Linked DNA regions of Homo sapiens: all the other regions are linked to region 1. A link is a loop called in an ENCODE intact Hi-C map of the cell type or tissue named here. Cell type or tissue: endothelial cell of umbilical vein. All regions are shown on one strand.

What was found. A loop is a pair of places that touch in the nucleus more often than their neighbours do. Peaks named below come from ENCODE experiments on the same cell type or tissue, not always from the same donor. Only the 100,000 strongest peaks of a DNase experiment are listed, where the experiment ranks them.
Region 2: it touches region 1 in a loop (4-fold over the local background); 37 of 110 quality-filtered maps call a loop at or near these places.
Region 3: a loop joins it to region 1, with 5 times the contacts of the local background. A loop is called at or near these places in 7 of 110 quality-filtered maps.

The regions. Positions count from the first base shown.
Region 1 is chr4:88,530,007-88,538,006 of GRCh38, reverse strand. It overlaps a transcript of HERC3 not described here. Among named protein-coding and RNA genes, the nearest start is that of PIGY-DT, 10 kb to the right of the region's middle. In endothelial cell of umbilical vein, no CTCF peak of the experiment used is centred here; DNase peaks (open chromatin) are centred at 3,396 and 3,886; H3K27ac peaks cover 2,730 bases.
Region 2 is chr4:88,597,093-88,605,092 of GRCh38, reverse strand. The region is part of intron 2 of HERC3 (HECT and RLD domain containing E3 ubiquitin protein ligase 3); the gene reads right to left. Among named protein-coding and RNA genes, the nearest start is that of HERC3, 8.6 kb to the right of the region's middle. RefSeq lists an enhancer at 3,292-3,982. In endothelial cell of umbilical vein, no CTCF peak of the experiment used is centred here; DNase peaks (open chromatin) are centred at 4,722 and 5,542; H3K27ac peaks cover 3,445 bases.
Region 3 is chr4:88,609,593-88,617,592 of GRCh38, reverse strand. All of the region lies in intron 3 of HERC3 (HECT and RLD domain containing E3 ubiquitin protein ligase 3), which reads right to left. Among named protein-coding and RNA genes, the nearest start is that of HERC3, 21 kb to the right of the region's middle. In endothelial cell of umbilical vein, no CTCF peak of the experiment used is centred here; DNase peaks (open chromatin) are centred at 3,962 and 5,192; H3K27ac peaks cover 4,268 bases.

The DNA.
Region 1 (8,000 bases):
TGATTGTAAAGTATGGCTAATAACATAGGACATTATCTTCCTGTCAGAAGGTTTTTGACAAGTGATCTAGCTGTGAGCCAAATGCACAGTGTCACAGAAACAACAGTTCTGCTGCTATTCGAGCTTCATCCCTGAGGGGCTGCTAAATGCAGATCTCCCATTTACTTAAGGCTTTAATATTCAGTGCTATGGATTTCAGAGCTACATCTTGTTTTTATAAATAATTTTGCAGCTAAAGCACTAAAAATGTCAGAAGATCACCATTTTAAAGTCTTTTGATTTTTATATGTAATCTCTAAGAAGGCCAAATAACACAGCTAAACAATTTCTATTTAGAACACAGAGGAACACTTGGTCTCTCTTTTGTTTAGCCTTCAATATAACCTCATCCCTGTATGCTACTTATTGATTACATAGAGGAAAACAGTAATTTACAGTAGTGACAACTTAAACGGACCACTTTAATCAAATGATCAGAGTTAGCATAACCAGTAATAATTCTTGGTAGGATGCACTAAAAATGACACAGTGTTACTTCTGTGGTATCCTGGCAAAAAATGTGTAACTTAAAAATATATATTACCTGAATCTAATCATGAAGAAATATCAGACACATCCAAATTGAGGAATAGACTTGCTGCAAGTAAACTTCCCATAATGCCTCAAAACATCAAGGTCATGAAAGACAAAAAAAGACCAATGAACTGTTTCAGATTACAAGAGATGAATGAGACGTGATGACTAAAAGTCATGTCTCATCCTGGATTGGATCTTGGACCAGAAATCCTTTTCCTTTTGCTATAAAAATACATTAAGGGAACAAATGGTGAAATTTAAATTCATAAATTATACAGTAATATTGTATAAATATTAATTTTCTGATTTTGATAATTGTCCTGTGGTGATGTAAGAGAATATATTTTGTTTTGGTTTTCATTTTGTTTTGAAGTGTTAAAGTGTAAATGAACCTCATGTCTGCAAGTTGCTGTCAGTTTTTTAAAATCTAGCTACAGAAATCTGTTAATTTAAGAAATCCAGGTGAAAGTATATAAGAATTCTTGGTCGTATTTTTATAACTTTAGTGTGTGTTTTAAAAATATATAATCCCAGGCAGAAAATAATTTAGAAGACAGCTCTGATAGAGTACTCCTTCTAGCACCTCCACCCTAACATATTACTCAAAATTATAATCAGATTGGGAAAGAGTTTATATGTTTTGAATTTCTCTAAATTGAAAAAAAATTCATTGTGCTTTTCTTTTCACAGGTAGCTAAATTACAAGCAGATTCTGTAACTGTGTAATATTTTTTTCTATTGGCAAGTTAAGAGGAACAACATTTGGTACTAGACATATTACATTCATTTTACAAGTGTTTATTAAACATATACTATGTGCCAGCCACTGTGCTAGATTTAGGGATAAAGAAATAAAATACACATGGTATGTGACCTAAAGGATCTTCTAGATTAGTACAGGAGACAGACATATAAAAGAATACTTGTAAAGAAGTAATAAATGTTATAATAAGAGTGAGTGAGTGAGTGAGTATGTGTCGGGGTAGGGTAGTTTACTGTTGTATACAAGGGATTGATGGTCAATTCCCAGGAAGCAGGGAGAAGGAAGGAGTTAGAAAAATCTTCATAAAAGTGTCTGTGTTTGAATTGGGTCTTAAAAGCTGAGTAGTGGTTTAGAGGGACAATGGAGTAAAGATATTCTGGGCAGAAGAAATGGCATGAACAAAAGACATGGAGCTATGAAACAGGCTATTATGGGGACAACAAATAGTTCAGAATGGCTGAATTCAAGATGAGAAGTGGCCACAGTGAGAGAATATGCTGGAGACAGTCTGGGGCCAGTTGCTGGAGGGCCTCATAAGCCACTATGCCAGAAGCTTTTGCACAAACCTAGGGAAATCATCTGGGAGCTTTTGGCCACTTGAGTGCATCAGTGAATAACTAATTTGTTAAACTATTACATGCAAAGCAAGGTGCATTGAGGTAGGTCATCCTAGCCCCATGAGATGATTTGTGTTTATTGTAATAAGGAAATGGAACCAAGAATTGGATGCACTCCCATCTTTCTATCTTACATTATGACATAAGAAACATTTGCATTATTTCTACTCTGTAATATTTCTGTAAGAGATTTCAGGAGTGCTGTGGTTTGAATATGTCCTCCAAATGTCTTGTATTGGAAACTTAAGTGCCAAATTCATCTGTTGGTTGGAGGTGGGGCCTTTGAGAGGTAATTGGGATTAGATGAGGTCATTCGTGTGGGACCCCCATGATGGGACTGGTGGCTTTATAAGCAGAGGAAGAGAGACCTGAGCTGACACACTTGCTCCTGTCCTCCTGCCTTGGGATGCCCTTCATCATGTGATTGGATGTGGGAGGTGAAAAGATGAAGTCCATCATGACTTCAGACCTCAGCCCAGGTGACTCAGAAGATGGTGGTATCATTTACTAAGTTCAATACAGAACAAGGAGAGTTTTCTGGGGAAGTGTAGGTGAGTGGATAGTAAATTTAAGAAGATCATTCTGATTTAGTCACCTTATATAACATTTTTCAGTTTATGAATTCTCTAAGTTGGTGACTAAAGTACTTTTCAGTAAGATCTTTACATTAAAATAAAATGTCCCTAATGACTAGACCAAACTCAAACTACTGAAATATTTAGTCGTATTTTCCATTGCAATGAAATCAAGAAGAAAGCAGGGCAGAGTGGGAATCCCAGGGCAGTGCCCTAGGTGCTGGCAGGCCAGGTGTAAGTTCAAGGTTGGTCTCTGAGTCAGTCAAAGATGCCTGACAGGCTTAGAAAACTAGGAAAAGCAGACTTTCAAAAACTTGGAATTGTGACCATAGTTTCAATAAAAATACTCAGGACTCAATTTACTTTCATCTAGCCATGATTCTGGTAAAAATTATCTATTTTTTTCATATGCAATAACTCTTGTGTTAGCTACATCACTGGAGAGTCAAATCAAGTTAAAGTTGTCAAATTCCTGACTCTCTTCAACTATGGAAAACACAGCTTTCTGTAATAAAAGAGCTTTTACAATATCCCCATCTTCTTCATCTGAATACAAAAAAATACTTCTTTTGGAGGTTCATTTCCTTTTACACTATGGACTATTTGATGGCTACAACCTGAACAGTCATTGAAAACACACACAAAGTAAAACACCTATTGATTATTATTTTGAGAATTACTTCAGTTGTTTTCAAAGGTACCATAATGCACTAGCTTAAACCTGGATAATAAAAAAGCCATATAGAATCACACATTTCAAAGCTGTAAACTTGCTGTCTTAATTTTTTATTTTTTTCTGAGAGCATGAGGCTTTTAAAATCATGTTAATGCCATGAAAAATTCCATTCATAACTTTCATTTAATAAATTGGAAAAGGAAATGGTAGACGTTTGGGGAAAAAAAGCCTTGCAGTATGAGATCCTTTTAGTCACAGGAACTGACTAAGTAGAGGGAAGAGGACTGGAAAGTTTTTTTCTAGGAAAAAAAAAACAAAACTGTTAGACTAATAGAAGATGCCACTGGGTAATTATAGTGTTTAAAATCATTCTAGAGCAGGATTCCTCAGCCTGGTCACTGTTGACATTTTGGGCCAGTTAATTCTTTGTCGTGAGGGGCTGTCCTGTGCATGGTAAGATGCTTGGTGGCATCCCTGGCCTCTGCCCAGGAGCACCACCCCAGTTGTAACCATCAAAAATACATCCACACATTGCCAAATATTCCTGGGGTTCAAAATCATTCCAGTTGAAAAACCAGTGTTCTGGAGTCTTGCTACTAAAAGTGTGGTCTGCGATTCAGCAGCAGCATCCGGAAGCTGTTAAGAAAAGATTTCAAGCCTCCTATTCAGTATGATCCTAGTCATAATGAGTCAGAATTTGCATTTTAACAAGATTCCCAGGTGACTCATATGCATATTCAAGTTTGAAAAGCACTGTCAGATGATATGGATCATATTTATCCATTAGCAGGAGGGCAGTGGAGAAGAAGGAGGAATGGGAGGTAGAAAGAGGGAGGAAGGGAGTAAAAAAAGATAGAAGCTAAGAAACCTGGGTGATAGTGAAGGTACATAGCACTTTAAAACCAAGCATAAATAACTTTTCTTTTTGTGAAATTTTGAACAAAGTTGCCAGTAAGAACGATAAAGAAGAAAGTTTTATTATTGGGATTTTAAAGGGAAAAATGTTAGAAAAGTAGAGATAAAGAAATTAGGACTATGTATGAAGTTAGCCACAACTTTAAATCATTGAGGCCTAGATTAGAATCATGACTATTAAGATCAAAGTGCTGAAAGCCAGAAGACTTATGAAGAAACAAATTGTAAGAAATGGTGAACAGCCAGATGTGAAAGAGAAATTACAAAGGCTTTTGGCATGCTGTTTCTCACCGGTCCCCTTCCAAGCTAGTCTGCATCATGACAAGGAAAACCTTGAGAAAGGGCAGGGGATAGTAGTATGAGTAGCATCAAATTACTCACATAGGTCTCAGGTGACATCGTTTTGCCTCCTTTTATCCCTTCAATTTTATTTATAAAATCAGAATTTTCCATGGTGTGATGGTTAATAATGTGTCAACTTGATTGGATTGAAGGATACAGAGTATTGTTCCTGGGTGTGTCTGTGAGGGTGTTGCCAAAGGAGATTAACATTTCAGTCAGTGGACTGGGAGACGCAGACTCATCCTCAATGTGGGTGGGCACCATCCAATCACCTGCCAGCGTGGGCAGAATAAAGCAGGCAGAAGAAGGTGGAATGAGCAGACCTGCTGAGTTTTCTGGCCTTCATCTTTCTCCCATGCTGGATGCTTCCTGCCCTCAAACATCAGGCCCCAAATTCTTCAGCTTTTGGACTCTTGGACATACATCAGTGGATCGCCAGGGATTCTCCGGCCTTCGGCCACAGGCTGAAGGCTGCGCTGTCGGCTTCCCTACTTTTGAGGTTTTGGGACTCAGACTGGCTTCCTTGCTCTTCAGCTTGCAGATGGCCTGCTGTGGGACTTCACCTGGTGACCGTGTGAGTCAATTCTCCTTAATAAAGTCCGTTTCGTATATTCATCTATCCTATTAGTTCTGTCCCTCTAGAGAACTCTAATACATATGGGATTAGTACAAGAGGTAAGTTATCTTGCCTCTTCCTCAAGCTCTCCCTTGAACCCTTGCAAAAAGAAAATTCCCCACATTGTTTTCCTAAATATTACAACTCTACGTCCAGAGGATGATTGTTTTCCTGAGTACTTGTTAGTACTTCTACTCTTCATTCTTTTTAGTAATTCTGATCAGGACCTTTTATTTTCTATTATAATGGGCCAATGTGATGGTTAGTTTTATGTGACATCTTGACTGAGCTGAGGGATGCCTAGTTAGCTGGTAACACATTATTTGTGTTTGTATCTGTGAGGGTGTTTCTGGAAGAGATTAGGATTTTAATTTATAGGTTGAGTAAAGAAGATCTGCACTCACTTATGTGAATGGACATCATCCAATCCTATGAGAGCCTGAATAGAATAAAAAGGTGGAGGAAGGGTGCATTTGCTTCTCATTTGAGCTGGGACAGCCATATATACTCCCCTGCCCTCAGATACTGGTGCTGGGTTCTAGAGCCTTTGAGCTCTGATCTGGACCTACACTGTTGGCTCCCGTGGTTCTCAGGCCTTTGGACTTGGACTGAGTTATATCACCAGCTTTCTCCCGCTGGTTTTCCAGCTTGCAGAGGGCAGATTATGGGACTTCCAGGCCTCCGTAATTGTGTAAGTCAATTCCTGTAATAAATCTCCTGTTTTATAAATATATCTATATAGATATCTATATAGTGTTTCAGGCCACTATTCTTTACTATATATTAATCACTATTCTAAGTGATTTACATATTTTATGATCACATCTACACTCTGGGGTAGTTGACCAGTCAGGGTTCAGTGTAGGAAAAAGAAATTGTTCTAGGAATTTCCAGTATATAGGAATTTAATATACAGAACTATGTGTTTATAAATTCATTAAAATGGCTGGAAAAGCAGAAACAGGGGGCTGCTTCTGGAGTTTTGGTGTTAAGCTAATGCTCTAATAGCTGTGACCCAGAAGAAACTGTTACTGCAACCACTGCTGTGGCTGCCACAGCTGCCCTGTGCTAAGAAGACACTGCCCCTTGCATCTAGAGAGTGCAGCATTCATCTAACCCATGCAAATCCTGTGTCTGTCAGAACCTGCGTGTCAACTCTCCCTGCTGCAGGAAGCTCATCTCTGCCTCCCTTTCAAATTTCACGTGTGTGTATCTAGCTGGCAGAGTCTATTTCATAGCCAGAACCCTATCTATAAAGGAGTCTGGAAAATGTACTTGTTCGTTTTCCAACTTCTTCAAATAGGAGGGTTGAGAGAGCAACAGCTCATCTTCAGATGGAGGTTGAGAGAGCAACAGCTGCCACAGATTTCAAGCAGAGTTGGAAAGAACTGCAAATTTTTTATTGATTTCATTTGTTCTAAATAGACAAATTAATATCATGTGGAGTTGCTTATCTGGATATTTTCTTGTGATATATTTATAGTTTTAGTGAACGCTTATTTTTAAAGTTTATATTTCAAAATATGTATGAATAGGATATTTTAAAGAACAAAATAGTGGTGATGACTCCCATTAAGAAATACTATTGGCTGTGCACGGTGGCTCATGCCTGTAATCCCAGAACTCTGGGAGGCTGAGGGGGGAGGACAGCTTGAGGCCAGTTCAACTAACCTGGGCAACATAGCACAACAACAATTTAATTTAAATTAAAAAATTTTAAAAAAATTTTAAATTTTAAAAATTTAAAAAATTTTTAAAAATACTATTCCTGCCAGGCATGGTGGGTCACGCCTATAATCCCAGCACTTTGGGAGGCTGAGGAGGGCAGATCGCCTGAGGCCAGGAGTTCAAGACCAGCCTGCCCAACATGGCAAAACCCCATCTCCATTAAAAATACAAAAAAATTAGCCAGGCGTGATGTGGTGGTACACACCTGTGGTCCCAGCTGCTTGGGAAGCTGAGGCCAGGAGAATCACTTGAACCTGGGAGGTAGAGGTTGCAGTGAGCTGAAATCGCACCACTGCACTCTAGCCTGGGCAACAGAGCAAGACTCTGTCTCAAAAAGAATAAAAATAAAATACTATTCCTCTTTCCATATATTGATATCTTAATTATGTTGAACTTTTAGGCTTAAGCTCAAACCTGGCCATTTTCGTGATCAGTTTTGAAATGTTATACACAGAAGCCATTTAAAATGTATATTAATATGCAGCCCTACAATATTTACTCAAGTCCACATTATTCACTCTTACCTGAGCTGTAGTATAGTATTGATGGCTCATCATACTCATCTCTGCCTAGCAAACTTTTATATTCTACTTGCAAAGTTAAAATTGTTTTTGTGGATTAAAAAATGAGGAAAGGAGATAAAATGGGTGTCCCCTGAGGTCTCAGTAAATAATTTCTTACGGCTATAAGACCTATACTGACACTCCCCTAAGCCCTCCTTAGGCCTTAGGCACAGCCTTCTTTGTGAGCCTCATATACAGTATAAGTTCAACAAATGTTGAATGAATACACGAAAGAATGCATTATATGTAAACCTGAATTTTCTATTTAACTTTATCCTGTGCTGTTTATTCCACTTAAGATTATAAACATCTTGAAAATAGGGATAGCTTTTTTTTTTTTCTTTTGGAGACGGAATCTCACTCTGTCACCTAGGCTGGAGTGCAGTGGCACGATCTTGGCTCACTGCAACCTCCACGTCCCTGGTTCAAGCAATTCTCTTGCCTCAGCCTCCTGAGTAGCTGGGATTATAGGCACTGCCACCACACCAAGGTAATGTTTTGTACTTTTAACAGAGACAGGGTTTCACCATGTTGGCCAGGCCAGGATGGTCTTGAACTCCTCAGGTGATCCGCCTGCCTCAGCCTCCCAAAGTGCTGGATTACAGGCGTGAGCCACCACACTCAGCTGG
Region 2 (8,000 bases), 67 kb before region 1:
ATTTTAATCTCCTTCAACAGAGACCACAGTATAACACAGACCTCTTCTATTTAGCAGGTAATCAACTTTTGCCTGATTACTGACCCTAGCCTAAAGTTTCATTACCTTTTAACAATTCATGTTTCCCTTTCATACAAACAAAAAAAAATCTCATCTCTCGCTACCAATTCACACCACAATGATGGCCAGGTAACAACAAGTGTTGGTGATAATGTGGGGCTATTAGAACCATACTACATTGGCTTATAAAAATGTCTGGCAGTTCCTGAAAAGACTAAACATAGAGATACCATGTGATCCAGCAATTTCACTACTAGTTATAAACCCAAGAGAACTGCAAGACTACGTCCACACAAAAACTTATAAAGGAATGTTCACAACAGCATTATACATATTGAAAGGAAATAACCAAAATGTCCATCAACTGATGAATGGTTAAATAAAACATGGTATATCTATACAATGGGATATTATTTGGCTGCAATATGGATGAACGGTAAATATATTATGCTAAGTAAAAGAATCCAGTCACAAAAGTCCACAAATTATATGATTCCGTTTACATGAAATGTATAGAACAGGCAATAGAAAATAGACTAGAAAATAGACTAGTGTCTGCCTAGGACTGGAGGGAAAGAGGAGAATGGAGAGTGACTGTACCTGCCCTTTTGGAAAGTGGTAAAATGTTCTAAATTTAGGTTGTGGTGATGGTTTTAAAACATGGTAAATATACTAAAAACCCCTAAATTTTATACTTTAAATAGGTAAATTTTAGGCCAGGCGTAGTGGCTCATGCCTGTAATCCCAGCACTTTGGGAGGTCAAGGCGGGCGGACCACCTGAGGTCGGGAGTTCCACACCAGCCTGACCAACATGGGGAGACCCCATCTCTACTAAAAATACAAAATCAGCCAGGCGCGGTGGCGCATGCCTGTAATCCAGCTACTCGGGAGGCTGAGGTAGGAGAATCGCTTGAATCCGGGAGGCAGAGGTTGCAGTGAGCTGAGGTCACGCCATTGCACTCCAGCTTGGGCAATAAGAGCAAAATTCAGTATCAAAAAAAAAAAAAAGTAAATTTTATGGTATGTGAATTATATCTCAGTAAAGATTTTTTAATTGTCTTTAAATTTCCTTTCTCTTGCTACATGTCTACTGCCTCTGCAGGTCCACATCAGCCAACAAGGCTTTCTTGAGTTTAATTGTGAGAATTGTTATTACCAACATAATAGGCACAAAAGTATTTTTTCTACAACAGAAAGGAGGAGGGAACAACCCCTAGAGTTTAATATGGGAAAGGTATCAATTATTTCAATATATTATTTTTGCTTACAAAGACATAAGAGGGGAAGCTTTATCTAATGCTTTGATCAGAAATGAAATATTATAACTTCAAAAGTTCTGACTATTGATAAAGTTGGAAATCTTAAGTGGGTGGATCTTCTGTCAAGGAAAATACCCCATGCACCTCTCTGGTTTTGAAAGAAAGGTCCAAGATTTAGAGACGAAAGGAGACGGGGGAAATCCCAAGCATGCCTTATAAAACAGTAGATGCTCCTATTTAAGATAGCAAATTAAGAGAGAGCGATTGGCCGGGCATGGTGGCTCACACCTGTAATCCCAGCACTTTGGGAGGCTGAGGCAGATGGATCACCTGAGGAAGGAGTTCGAGACCAGCCTGACCAACATGGTGAAACCGCATCTCTACTAAAAATACAAAAATTAGTGGGGCGTGGTGGCGGGTGCCCATAATCCCAGCTACTCGGGAGGCTGAGGCACAAGAATCGCTTGAACCCAGGAGGCAGAGGTTGCAGTGAGCCAAGATGGCGCCACTGCACTCCAGCCTGGGCAACAAGAGCAAAACTCCACCTCAAAAAAAAAAAAAAAAAAAAGAGAAAGCGATTGAAGCCTGTAATATGGCTGCAAGTTTGGAACCTGGCCAGTAAACAGTAGATTCTCCGTGGCAGAGAACAGCAGATGAATTTTGAGAACAGTGGTGTCTAACACTCAAGTTTGAACTTGTTGCCTGTTCTGTAACTACTTTTGAGAATCCCAAACCTTCTATCAAAGTTAAGACACAACACCCTTACAATAACTGTATTTTGCCAAGCATGAATAAAAAGAACCTTGAAAATAAGCCCTCAGAGCCCCTCCTGAAGACTGACAACTGAGCAAGAGTTTTGGATGAGGCATGATAAGAGAACCTAAACATTCTTCTTCCCTTCGGAAATTCTTAGAAATTTGAGAAAGACGCTAAATCTCTAATCAGCATCGCCTTGGGTTTGAATCACTTTATCTGGATATGAAAGAAAACAGTGACCAGGCACAGTGGCTCACACCTGTGATCCTAACACTTTGGGAGGCCAAGGTGAGAGGACAGCTTAAGCCCAGGAGTTTGAGACCAGCCTGGGCAACACAGTGAGACCTTATCTCCACAAAAAATAAAATAAAATCAGCCAAGTGTGGTAGGACACACCTGTAGTCCCAGCTACTTGGGGTGCTGGGGTGAGAGGATCGTTTGAGCCTAGGAGGTCAAGGTTTCAGTGAGCTGTGATCGCACTGCTGCACTCCAGCCTGGGTAATAGAGCGAGACCCATCTTAAAAACAAACAAGCAATGCAGAAGATTGGTCTTAAGGACATTCAGATTACATTTCAGTTTCCAAACATACTTTTTTTTTTTTTTTTTTTTTTTTGGAGACCAAGTCTCGCTCTGTCTCCCAGGCTGGAGTGCAGTGGCGCAATCTCAGCTCACTGCAACCTACGCCTCACAGGTTCAAGTAATTCTCCTGCCTCAGTCTCTCAAGTAGCTGGGATTACAGGCGTGTGCCACCACACCCCACTATTTTTTTGGTATTTTAGTAGAGACAGGGTTTCGCCATGTTGGGCAGGCTGGTCTTGAACTCCTGACCTCAAGTAATTAGCCCGCCTTGGCCTCCCAAAGTGCTTGGATCACAGGTGTGAGCCACGGAGCCCAGCCGGTTTCCAAATATACATTTTAATTATAATTCTGAATATCCTTTTCTTTTTTTTTTTTTTTTTTGAGACGGAGTCTCGCTCTGTCGCCCAGGCTGGAGTGCAGTGGCGGGATCTCGGCTCACTGCAAGCTCCGCCTCCCGGGTTCACGCCATTCTCCTGCCTCAGCCTCCCAAGTAGCTGGGACTACAGGCGCCCGCCACTACGCCCGGCTAATTTTTTGTATTTTTAGTAGAGACGGGGTTTCACCGTTTTAGCCGGGATGGTCTCGATCTCCTGACCTCGTGATCCGCCCGCCTCGGCCTCCCAAAGTGCTGGGATTACAGGCGTAAGCCACCGCGCCCGGCCCCTGAATATCCTTTTCTAATCATACTTCTTAAACATGCTAGTCTCTCCATATTAAGAATCACTGTTCTAGGTCCTACAGGTCAAAATATCAGGATTTCAAGACAAGATTGCAGACTTCAAAGGTGTCTTCCCTAATCTTTTCATTGGTACATTCATTTCATCCTAATGAAAAGAGGATGGATTCTAACAGAAATGGTGAAGACTTACTTTGAATTATAATACTAGGCGAACACATCAAAGCTGAATATATCAGCCAATCTACAGGAGAGAACTGTCAACATATGAAGGAGACAGCTAATTGGCTCTTCTATGCAAAGTCAGCTTTTAAAATGACAAACTCTTTTCTCCCAAGATAAAAGCATGCCCAAATGGCTACAAATTAAAGATTACAACACAGAGGAAGCTCGTACTTTCAACCTCTCTTGACAACAATTACAGTACTTTGGATTTAACTCAATGGCCTTAATTGGTATATACCAATTTTAAAACTGCCTTATTGTAATCCTGAGGTATGCTTTGAACTCTTGAGGCTTTCAGGAAAGGCATGAAAAGGCCCAAAATAAAATATAAAACTGAATCTCAATTTGCTGTCTTACACAGAAAGTTCTGCTTCTTCCCAAGATTTTTATTCCTTGTCTAGACTCTACACTAAAAAAGTATTAAGATTAAATGTTATTCTTTGAATTAACTACAAATATTGTGGAGAGGGAAGTAGAAATAAAATGAAAAACTGGCAGGGTAGTGGTGGTGGTGGTTGGTGGTCTAATGATACACTAATAGACCAGCAAGCTCACATAATCTAGAAATAATTTATTTTTCCCAACTTGCTCAATTGCTATTATCCACATTAATGGATTTTTTCGTTTTTAGTATTTCATAAATTTGTCTTATCTCTCCTACCTTCTAGTGTTCTTAGGTGCAAGAAGGTTGTGATGTGCCTTACAGAGAAAAAAATGTGTATTAGGTAAGTTTCTTTCATGCATGAGTTATAGTGTTGGCTGTGAGTTCAATGTTAATGAATCAACAAGCGGGTACATCCAAAATATGGAACAGGAAATCTGCTGATCTGTATGTGAGGCCTCCCCTGGAGAGAGCTAAAGTAATATCCAGAGTACATAATGAAGCTATAGATACAATGGAAAAGCAATTAAATCTGTGGATTCATGAGATGACAACCCATAAAAAATAAAAATCACAGTGGATAGCACTGATGTGAGGCTGAAAGCCAAAAACACTGTCACATTACACAGGGTCAAGAAAATGTTAAACCCTTCTCAACTAGTGTTTTATTACCAAGAAATATTGTGTATATTAGTAAGAAATATATATTAAATAGGCTGTCTAGACAGAAACACACATAAAAAAAGGTTATGCGTCAGCTGGCTGATAAAAATCTCTTGACCACAGCCTACAAGAACCTAATCCTGTATTTCCTCAGAAACAATGGCTCTGTATTCACTAATATGGTATTCACCATGACTTTACAGAACCTAACTATATACAGAGTATAACAAGTCCCTTCTTTGTTTACTTAAGCTTATTTATTTATGCTTGTTTGAATCAGGTTTCTTTCACTTGCAATAAAAAGAAACTCCTGACTGATAATATTAATAATGACATTATTAATAATAACAGCAGATAAGACCTGATTTGAGCTTACTCTGAGTCTGGTACTTTTCTATGTGCTTCACAGATGTTGGCTCATTTCATCTTCTATGAGACAGGTACTGCCATTATCTCTAATTTACAGATGAAGAAAGTGAAACTAACAAAAAAAAGATGAAGTAAAGGAAAAGAAAGAGACACTATGCTGTGCTGTATAGTAAGGAGCTTAGAAAGTAGATAACCAAAAGGCCAGACTTCCCAATGTGTCTGCACCACTCTCCAGAGAAAACAGGGACCCTGATCAGTCAACCTGGCTATCTGACCCGCTAAGTAATTCTTTCCTAAAAGTGGATGGGTGGATCAGATTCCATAACAGTTGTCACTAAATTCACCCAACCAATTGCCTTGCTTAGCAAGCAACCTTAAATAACTTGGTTTCTAGGGCAGATTCTACTACAGGGATAGAATACTGTGACCAGGTAACCAAAGCATCTCAGTCTTATTAGGATTTCTAATTCTCATTATTAATTTGGCGTCCTGGGTCTATCAGCTTTTTTTGTAGTTTATCTGGCACGAGTCAGTCCTTGAGAGTCATCTGAGTTCTGGGTGCTTTGGCCAAGCACAATCCTGTGTAAACAGCCTGAAGTATGGCCTCATCCCTGACTGACTAGTAAAAACAATTTATGAAAAAAGATAATAAAAAGGACTATTGTTCAAGAAAACTTCAAAAATTCTTCCAACTGAGTTACAGTAATGGAATCTTCAATTGGTCAAATAAAAACTGCCCACCAAGAGAATTAAATAGCAACCACAAAAAAGATGTGTATCTGTAAATAAACTATCAATCCTAACTATAAATACGGCCTAGGTCATCACAATGCTCTGCCGGAACTAAAGAAAAAAGCAACTAAAATCATCTAGCTTTCAGGAGAGAAGTTCAACACATTGGAGAGAAGCCAGCCATTAGCACAGCTTTCACTTCAAAGTACACTCCAGTTGGACCCCTAAATCTTGTAGCTGCTGATGTCCATGACTTTAAAGGTCTAGTTTCAGCAACGGTCTGCATCGCTGGGCATTTTGATCTCCAAGGTCCTTACACCCATTTTTCCTCATTCACTCTCTTGCTTGCTCCTAGAAGAGCAGAATCTTTTATTTTCCTTCAAAATACACAATTATGAAATTCGCTGCAAAATATAGGACTACACTTCCCTCAGCACCTACACCAGCCCCGCTTGGCTGCATTTCCTGCCTCTTATTTCCCCATGACAAAACAAAAGGAAGGACTACTTTTGAAGTACAACTTTCTCTCAATGTCAACCTGGCACTTTCCTGAGTCCTTCTCATCTATTCTTGGTAAGAGATTCAAGATAATCTTAGCAGAGCTTAAGGGTCAAAGGAACTAAAATCCAAGCCCTACATTAACCACGTTAGCTGTGAAACCTGAGGAAAGATGTTTACCCACCTTAAGCTCCAAAATCAGGAGAAGGTGCTAGAGTGTTGTGAGGATTAATGAGAAAATGCATGTAAAAAGGGCTTAGCATGGTGCCTGGCATGTAGTAGTAAGTGACCAGTAAATGTCAGCTGCTTTAGTCAATGTTACTCCTACTCCTAGTGCTCTTCTTTGAGATTTCAGCAGACAGGACAATTCCCAAAAGAGGATGGGATTGTGACTCCTGTCTTCCTCACTGCAATTAGCACTAGCTGCATTCTGCCAAATCTGCACTACAGCAAAGTAGCATCACAACCATCTGCCATAACTTTCATGAAAGGGATTTGAGGTTGATAGGAGGAAGTTTTTTTGTGTGCATTTGCTTTTAAATTCTGGAGAGGGCATGGGTGGAGGGCGGTGGGGAGATAAATCTCTTTTTACTAGCTCTAGTGAGTTGAATGCTAAACGACAACCTTCAGTTCCTAAACTTTGTCTTATGATAAGACTATGCGACTATGCACACAGCAGCCTAACAACTCATTCTTATCCCTTTGTTTGAAAGGCACTGAGACCAAAATAACACTCAGGCAGGACTTCTAATCTCATTTAAAATAGGGATAAGCTTCCTTTCAAGTAAGCTTAGAAGCAATTACCTGAATGTTGTATATATGAAGAGGGTCTCTTTCAACAGCAGGAAAAGACAATGTCCAAAACCTTCAGTGCTTTGCAGATACTCCCCAAATTCAGGCTTTAAATAAATGTAGGGCCAAAACTAAAATGCAGAATTAACTCTGGTAACAAAGAAGATTCATTTTAATGACTTGCCTTATTATCAAAAATGTTCCTACCAAAGACAGAAATGTCATAGAAGGCAAAGAGAAGTTTTCAACAACGTGAATCCACTCCTTGCTGTTTTCTCTCTCCTCCACTTTAGCTGGACTTTGGTCCTCTGACCCCCTCAGCCAACACAGGAAACACTCCTACCCTTCCCCGGATCATCCCCTCTAAGGTGGTGCCTTCTTCACTACCTGGTGCTAGGCTTTGTGAAGCTGGAAGAATGACTTCTCTGCAGTCTGCTTAAGCTGTGGACTGCCTTCAAAAGACACCAACGAGACTGGCAAGAATTGAAAAGTCTAACAATACCAAGTCAAGGATATACAACAGCCAGGGCCCTCATAGACAGCTGGTGGGAATATAAACTGGCATAAGCACTTGGCAAAACAAGTTGGCATTCTCCAGTGAAGATGAAGATGTGGATACCTCCCCACACAGTAATTTCACTGCTGGGCATATGACCAGCATTATCCAACTTATTAAGCATCTATGGTGCTCCTGTACTATACTAATAAATGGAGATACAAAGATGAGTAAAATCTGGAAACTTGGAACTTTCTGTGATAATGGAAATGCTATATATTTGCACTGTCCACTATGGTAGCCAGTAGGTATATGTGGCTATTGAGTACTTGAAATGTGACTAATACAAGTGAAGAACTGAAATAGTTAATATTTTATTTTAATAAATTTTAATGTAAGTAGCCCTAGGTGACTAGTGGCTATCTTACAGTCCAATGCAGTGAGAAACTCATGAACATATGCACCAAGATACACGTATAAGAATGTTCATTCCAGCATTATTTGAAATAGG
Region 3 (8,000 bases), 80 kb before region 1:
GCCTCCCTATTTTGACTTTGTGCCCAAACAGCCTCTGTGTATAGGCAGAATGTAGAACTTGCTGTTTCAATCAGCACAATCTACTTAATTTCATCATGATCAGCACAGTTCATATAGTATGAGGCCAATTCCAAACCAATAAATTAAAGACTCCTTTAATGTGATAAACTAATCACAAATCTATTTGAAGTGGAAAATGTTGGGGATTTTGTTTGTTTTTGTTGTTGTTGTTGTTAAGGGCTCTCTGCAAGCTCTTATTAGTATGACTTTGAAAAGAAGAAAATGAGATAGAACCTTATAACCCTCTTCCTAGCAGTACCAACAACTCCCAAAAAGAGTCAACAGGCTGAGATGCTGTTGTGACTTGTCCTCAGAGAAGGTTCTCAATTTCTTTTTTTTTTTTTTTTTTTTTTTTTTGGAGACAGGGTCTTACTATATTGCACAGGCTGGCCTCAAACTCCTGGGAAGCTGGGCCTACAGGCATTTCAATAGTGAAGCGTACTAAAGGAGAAAAATATCATGAGAGAAAATAATACTTTCAACATAACAAGCCAATTCTGGCGCCCAAAAAAACATGGCATAGTGGCAAGGCTGACCCTGGCTGGTAAAGCACTTGGGGAATATATGCAGGCTTTAAATGAGGCCCAGAAAAATCTTACACCCACACTAGTAGGCTAGAGATTTGGCAGGAAGAATAAATCTCTGCATCACTACAAAATTCCACTCCAGAACAGAAAGATGGGAAACACATGAGGCAACTGTGCTACTGACTTAGCCTATCCTAGAAATACCTCTTCTCATGTGAGATGATAAATTTTACTCATTGTTCATGACACAGCTTAGCATTCTGTTGTTACTTGAAACTGCAAGCATAGCGACTAATACATTACCACTAAAACAAACAAACAAACAAACAAACAAAAACAGAGATCATGTAGGTTTAGACTCCAGAGTGAGCTCTTCTTAGGCAACTGAAGGATGCAGAAAGGAAAATCACTTGCATTCTTTCAGGTCATTTATCTCTCCATCCAAAGATTCACCCCCATCACAGCTAACTGGAAGTCTACAGTAACTGCCCAAAGATTTCAGCTGGGCTAGGAGCCAGTGGATTGCACTCTATTTACTAAGCCTATGACAAGATCATACTACCCAGCTAACTGGTGCCAAACCACTACAAGACTTTCAGGAGCACCATAAAGTAGTCCCTGGTGTACCACAGTGCCCACAGCGACCTAATTTGATTCCCTTATCTTTGCCATTTTGGATGAGAATGCTGGAAGTAATGGTAACAATTGCATAGAGAGAAGATGTATGTATGCATGTCCATATGTGGATAATCAGTTTTACAGTGTACCCAACATATGTAAGGTACTTTTCATGAGAACAATAAAGTAAAGAACTGCAAAAATTAACAATAAAGAAAATAGACTTATCCTTTAAAACCTAAAATAAAAATGAACATAATATAAACTCTCCCTTAACAACCCTAACTTATAACATCTTCCTCAGCTGAATGTCCATATCATTCATCAGATCCTGTAGTATTAAGGGAATCTATAAAAGTGACCAACACAATTTATAGATGTATATGTTTGTATACATCTAGAAACTGTATGTATTTGTCATGAATGTATTAATTTGTTAATATGCTGGAATAGCAGGATAAAAACAATTGTAATGAAAAGTGTCAACACAAATTACTACTACTGCTACTACAAATAATGATAATAGCTAGTACTTGCTTTGGCAGCATATACACTAAAATTGGAATGAAATAGAGATCAGCAATTATTTTTTCAAATTAAAAATAAGAATAAATAATAATAGCTAGTACTAATTGAGTGTTTACTATAAGCCAAGCATTATTCCAAGTATCTGATAGGCAATGTATTAAATCTTCACAACCCTAATAAGTAGACATTATTATCTACATTTACAACTAAGGAAACTAAGACATGTAGAGTTTAAGCAACTTTCTCCAAGTCACACAGCTAGTCCATGCTCTTATTCATTATACTGCCTCCATAATTAGCTAATACTCTAAATTAAAATTATTCACAATCATGATTTCAGTTGTTGCAAGTCAGTTAATAATTATAATAGAAATTTCAATGCATATTTTAATAATAAGTGAAAAAATGATGGAAAGTCTACAAGGATATGAGACCATACATCTGTTAGAGGGTTATCAAAGATTTCAACATTACATGCTATCACAAATGGCATTCACTCAAAAAGACATACAAAGAATTCCAGTAGCCCTTGAAGAGATGTAAAATATCAGCTGACCAGATATACCCCATTCAGGCTGATAAACTACAACATTCTACCTACCCCAGATCTATAAAGATCATAGATCACCAACCTAGATGAAATCATCAAAATTGCCAAACTAAAAAATTGCTATTGTAACACAAAAATTCAGAATTAAAGGGTGGATTTACAAAAATCGCTGAACATCCCTAGAATCCTGAAACCATCTCCAAAGCTGCCCCTTCTCCAAAATGTTACAATTCGCTCCTCCAACAAGCTCACAAACTTAAGATAAATGTGAACCTTATAATGTGTGTAGGTATAGAAGATGACATTTGTTAGAATTCAGAATTCAGTACTGTTGGTGACCTATCTCTTCACTGCAGGACACTTATTTTGACACACATAGGACCTGTATCACCTGTTTGACACCTGCTGAACTGCAGGATATAACCTTTTTGGGTATATCTTATATTCTCACCTGGTCTATAAATGCCCAAAGGGTGGGATCTGCACTAATTTGTTGTGTTGTAAGAGTATTTAAAACAAATGAGGAATCTAGAAGTTTAGTCACTCAGTAAATGTCTGCTGAATCAGTGACTGAATAAGAAGTAAATAATTCAAGAAAATAAAAAAACAAAGAACAAGAGGCAAATAGCAAGACAAAATACATCAGCCTGAAATATGAATTATCATGTGTGCTTTTTATTTGGTGCTCAAAAGAGCTTAAAAAGGCAGCTGACAAACAGTAGTCTAATGGGTTTCAAGATAAAAAGGGAATTGTTTCTTAGTACCTTTTACCAAAGTACCTTGATCATATTTGTATTTAAACAATAAATTAAGGAATACAAGCTTCTGGGTGGGCAAGTTTATATCTTTTTTGTTTCTTTAATAAGTACTGAGTGGAAATTAAATGTAAACAAGTTTGACAATAAAATCTTATCAGCCATTCTCAATCAGCCTGAGGTTACAAAAATGTCTGTGAACAAAATTCTAGGATTATTAAACCCAAACTGTCAGTACCTAAGCAAGACTCAAACTCAACTCCCTTTTCTTTCCTCCTTTACATATACCTTGGATAATAATACTGACCTACTTTACAAAGCTATCATGAGGATTAATCAGCTTAAAAATGCTAAGCATATCAGAAATAAAGAGAGCTTATATATGTATCATTAACCACTTTTATAATTAACAAATTAACTAAAATTCTTGTTTCACGAAGCAAACCATTTTGTTAATTACTTAAAAGTAATACTGCAGGTTTTTAAAAGTCACAAATACCTCACACTAACAAGTATGCTCATTAATAAGTACACATTTTCTAAAACACTCAAGTATCTTTATAGAATGTAGGCTGAGTATCAGACAGAAAAAAAATTCCGATCAATTATCCCACAATAAAATTATTAAATGACAGTTTCTCCTGATCCTTAGACCTCTGAACCAGAAAGTCATCTACCTAGCTATCAAAGGAGGCAAGACATCCTACTAGTTTTGATTATAACCATTATCACCAAAATCAGAAAGGGGTGCACAGCCTCCTGAACCACCTGCCATTCCTAATAAGGAACAGATGGGGCCCTAACAAGTGCAATGTTGAGATCTGAACACTTCCTATGGCACATTCTGCCTTTTATATCAGCGTTATGCCCATAGAAACACGCACTTCAATAACAGGAAGTCATTACAGGGTCCCTTCTATTTCCTTTCAGCTCAGCTGGTTTGCTTTTCAGCAAGAGCTGATTAACATGACAGAGTTATTGCGCCCTTCAGATGCCCGAGAGCAACCTGAGAAGCTGGTTGAAAGCATTACTTCTACCATGGTTAGAAGCAAGCACAGTTTGGGAATTGAAGCTTTTGGACGTTCTGCTTTATAAACCTCATTTATCAAACAGCAGGAAAGCTGTTACATATGGTGATGGGCATTAGGGAAATGCTTAGACTGAATACAAAGTGCGAATGTGAATTGGATTAAATTACCTGCAAGAGGGAAACTAACTCAGGAGAAAGTAAAAGGAACCAATCACAGAGATGAATCAAATAGAGTTGCACAGAAATGTTAGAGCTTGCTTATAAATTGTTACCCTTGGGCTCTGCTATAAGAAGATTTCCTGGTATGTCTACAGAGAATTTTAAAATTTAGCAGAGTCAAATTAGATTACACTAAATAACTGCCCCTACCACGGTTCTTGTCTATTCAAGATAGGGAGAAAGATTAGAAGACACTTATGTAAGTTCAGATATCCCTAATAACACAGAGATTAGCTTACCCTAAAATCCCAATATTAGAAATCAGAGTATGTATGAGGAAAGGAGAACTATTCATTTAGCTGAAGAGTACTGTTTACAATGTGGCTAGGTAGGAATATGAGAGGCATGGTAAATTAAGGTATTTATTGAATCCTTTCTATGGACAACCAGTCTCTAGTTTAATAAAAGAGCTCAAGATTTACTTAATGTCCACTTAGTCACTTATAAAAAATAACATTCAGGAAAAAAAAGCTTATGTTTTGTTTGCTTGCTTTATTAAAAAAAAAGTGGGGAAGGCACACAAGACTTCCTAAAATGCCAGCTCTGTAACTTTATGTCTTAGAAAATTATAAAATAAATTCATGGACAAAAACCATAAGGAAATTAGTAATAACCCTATGATGACTCCAATCACAAAAACTCTGTCTGCTTTGTCGGGGAGGGATGAGGTATATGTCTGAATGCAAAGGTGAGAATGAAGGAGAGAAAAGTCATGTGAGAGAGGAATGTGCAAAAGACTTATAATCCAATACTTTTTTTTAAAGCTGGAAATTGAGTTTAGATGGGGCTTAATATACTACATCTGAAAAATGCTTCTGGGAATCACAGGCCTCTATGCCCTTGGCCAAATCACAAATGAGTCATGGACACACCTAAGCTAGAACTCTGTGTGCTGCCTGACACACTGGGAAAATATCTGGGGCCTGAATAACCAGGAGTTTCAGAATTTGATGTATCTTTGAAATGCCTCCTTCTTACCACACACACACACACACACACACACACACACACACACAGTTGGTCACATAAGGGTATTGCTAATGTGAGAAGTACAGAAATGAGAGTACAAAGAAACCACAGTAGTCTCAGGGTCAGCAACAGCAATAGTTAACTGTTACATATTCTTAAGAAGGAAAAAAAGGATCTCCAAAACCCTTAGAATCACTGAGAGGTGCTTTATATCACTGCTCTGGCACATCTACAGAATGCATCCCAAAAAAATGAATTGATGTGCCTTGCAGCTGAACCAGTTAGAGACAGAGTGTATAACATGGTATATGATGACTAGCAGGACAGAATCAAGGCACACATTAGAAGACTTGTCCAGGTGCATCTCCTACACCAGTACCTTCTTTCAACTTTCCTTCCCCTCAGGAAGGTCAGATTATGTGGCTCCCAGGGTTGTTTGCATTTTAACAGGAAACAAAGTTTCAAGGCAATGAAATAAATTCTCCTCCAGACTAGTGCTAGATGACCATACCCATGCTGGTGGACACCCTGCTAGGACTAGAAATATTAACAAGTCCAATCAGCAAAGTAAGTGTTGATGGTCAGGCATTACTCCATTCACAGCCAGTACTGCAAAGCAAGAAAAAGAAACTTAAGTTTGCCACTTGGGTTCAAAACTCTGTAAGCCACTTGGAGTTGGCCACCATGGAATTAACTCCTTCAACTCACTTCTTCACACTCTCAAAGCCTTAGAGGAACAGTCATACACTCACTTTTTAAAATCCTTCATATTTCAAAGTCAACCAATCTGGGCAATGATACCAAGCTGAAATCACAGACCTGCCCATAACCCCCAGAAAAATCCTCTTTTAAGGAAGGGGCCTTCCATCATGTTCCCTTCCCAAATACCACAGAAGCTACTTGGGGGTAGCATTCCTGTGGGCCAAGACCAACAGATACCTGTAACAAACTAGGCCTGCCACAGACTTCCCTTCCATGTCTAGCAGCTCTCCAGGTCATGGTTCTCAATAAGCAAACACAGAAAACAAGTTCATTCTCTTCTTCCCACTCATTAAAAACAAACGCAAATCATATCCAGATTTAGAACACACCTACCAACGAAAAAGTTAAATGGAGAGAGGGAGGCACCCACCCACATAATCTTTCCATTCAAAGAGGCATTATTCCAAGCTGCTATGGAGTTTATAATTAACAGACAAGCTTAACCAACAACAGAAATTTCTGGAATCTCTTGTAATTTACACTACAGCCTGCCTTATTCCAAATTTAGATCACAAGCATGGGCTGGATTCCGAGGCTGAATCCCAAAGCCTTCTTGGCACACCTCTAGCTTGGGATTCTTGCAGTCACTCAGCCCTGTGGGGAGGGCGTCTGCAGGATGACTGAGGGCCAGCTGACCCAGTATGCAGACAGACGCAGTGCGGCTGCTTTGCCAGAGCTCACTCACATCCAGAGGCCCAGCAACACCTACCATTAGCTCCTTGGAGCTGCATCAGGAGGCTGTGCTAGAGAAATGTCTCGTTGCACTCAGATGTATTCATTATGATGCCTTCTACAGATCTTTGCTATCATTGTTCTGCGAGGTTTTTGCTTCCTTTCCCAGCTGCTACCCCAGGGTGAATCCTCTCCCCCAAGTTCCAAGACCAAGGTGTGCACTGAGGCATATCTGAGCAACTGACTCTGCAGTGAGGCTGCCTGATAGAAGACCAAGCCACAGAGAAGACAGACAAGGAGGGTGGGAAGAGGGTGGCCATCACTGGCTACCGTCAGAGGCGTGTGAACCAGAGCAACTCCATCTTAAACAAGAGCTGGGTAAAATGAGACTGAAACCTACTAGGCTGTATTCCCAGACGGGTAAGGCGTTCTTTTTTTTTTTTTTTTTTGAGACGGAGTCTCGCTCTGTCCCCCAGGCTGGAGTGCCAGTGGCGTGATCTCGGCTCACTGCAACCTCTGCCTCCCGGGTTCAAGCAATTCTCCTCCCTTAGCCTCCTGAGTAACTGGGATTACAGGCACGCGCCACCATGCCCGGCTAATTTTTGTATTTTTAGTACAGATGGGGTTTCACCATGTTGGTCAGGCTGGTCTCGGACTCCTGACCTCGTTATCCACCCAGCTCGGCTTCCCAATGTGCGGGGATTACAGGCGTGAGCCACTGCACCTGGCCCAGGTAAGGCATTCTAAGTCACAGGATGAGACAGGAAGTCAACAAAAAATACAGGTCATAAAGACTTTGCTGATAAAACAGGTTACAGTAAAGGGGCCAGCCAAAACCCACTAAAACCAAAATGGCCACGAGAGTGAGCTCTGGTTGTCCTCACTGCTACACTCCCACCAGCGCCATGACAGTTTACAAACGCCATGGCAACGGCAGGAAGTTACCCTACATGGTCTAAAAAGGGGAGGCATGAATAATCCACACCTTGTTTAGCATATCATCAAGAAATAACCATAAAAATATGCAATCAGCAGACTTCAGGGCTCTGTCTATGGAGTAGCCATTCTTTCATTCCTTTACTTTCTTAATAAATTTGTTTTCATTTTGTACCACGGACTTGCCCTGAATTCTTTCTTGAGAGAGCCAAGAACCCTCTCTTGGGGTCTGGATCGGGACCCCTTTCCTGTAACATATTTCTCTGTCTGTAACACTACCAGCAGTTTTGTGGTGTCTTCTTTATCATGTGAATCCCCTTCACCAAGAACTATCTGATTAGAACAGGAAGTCTACTCCTTTTACAGGAAAGGGA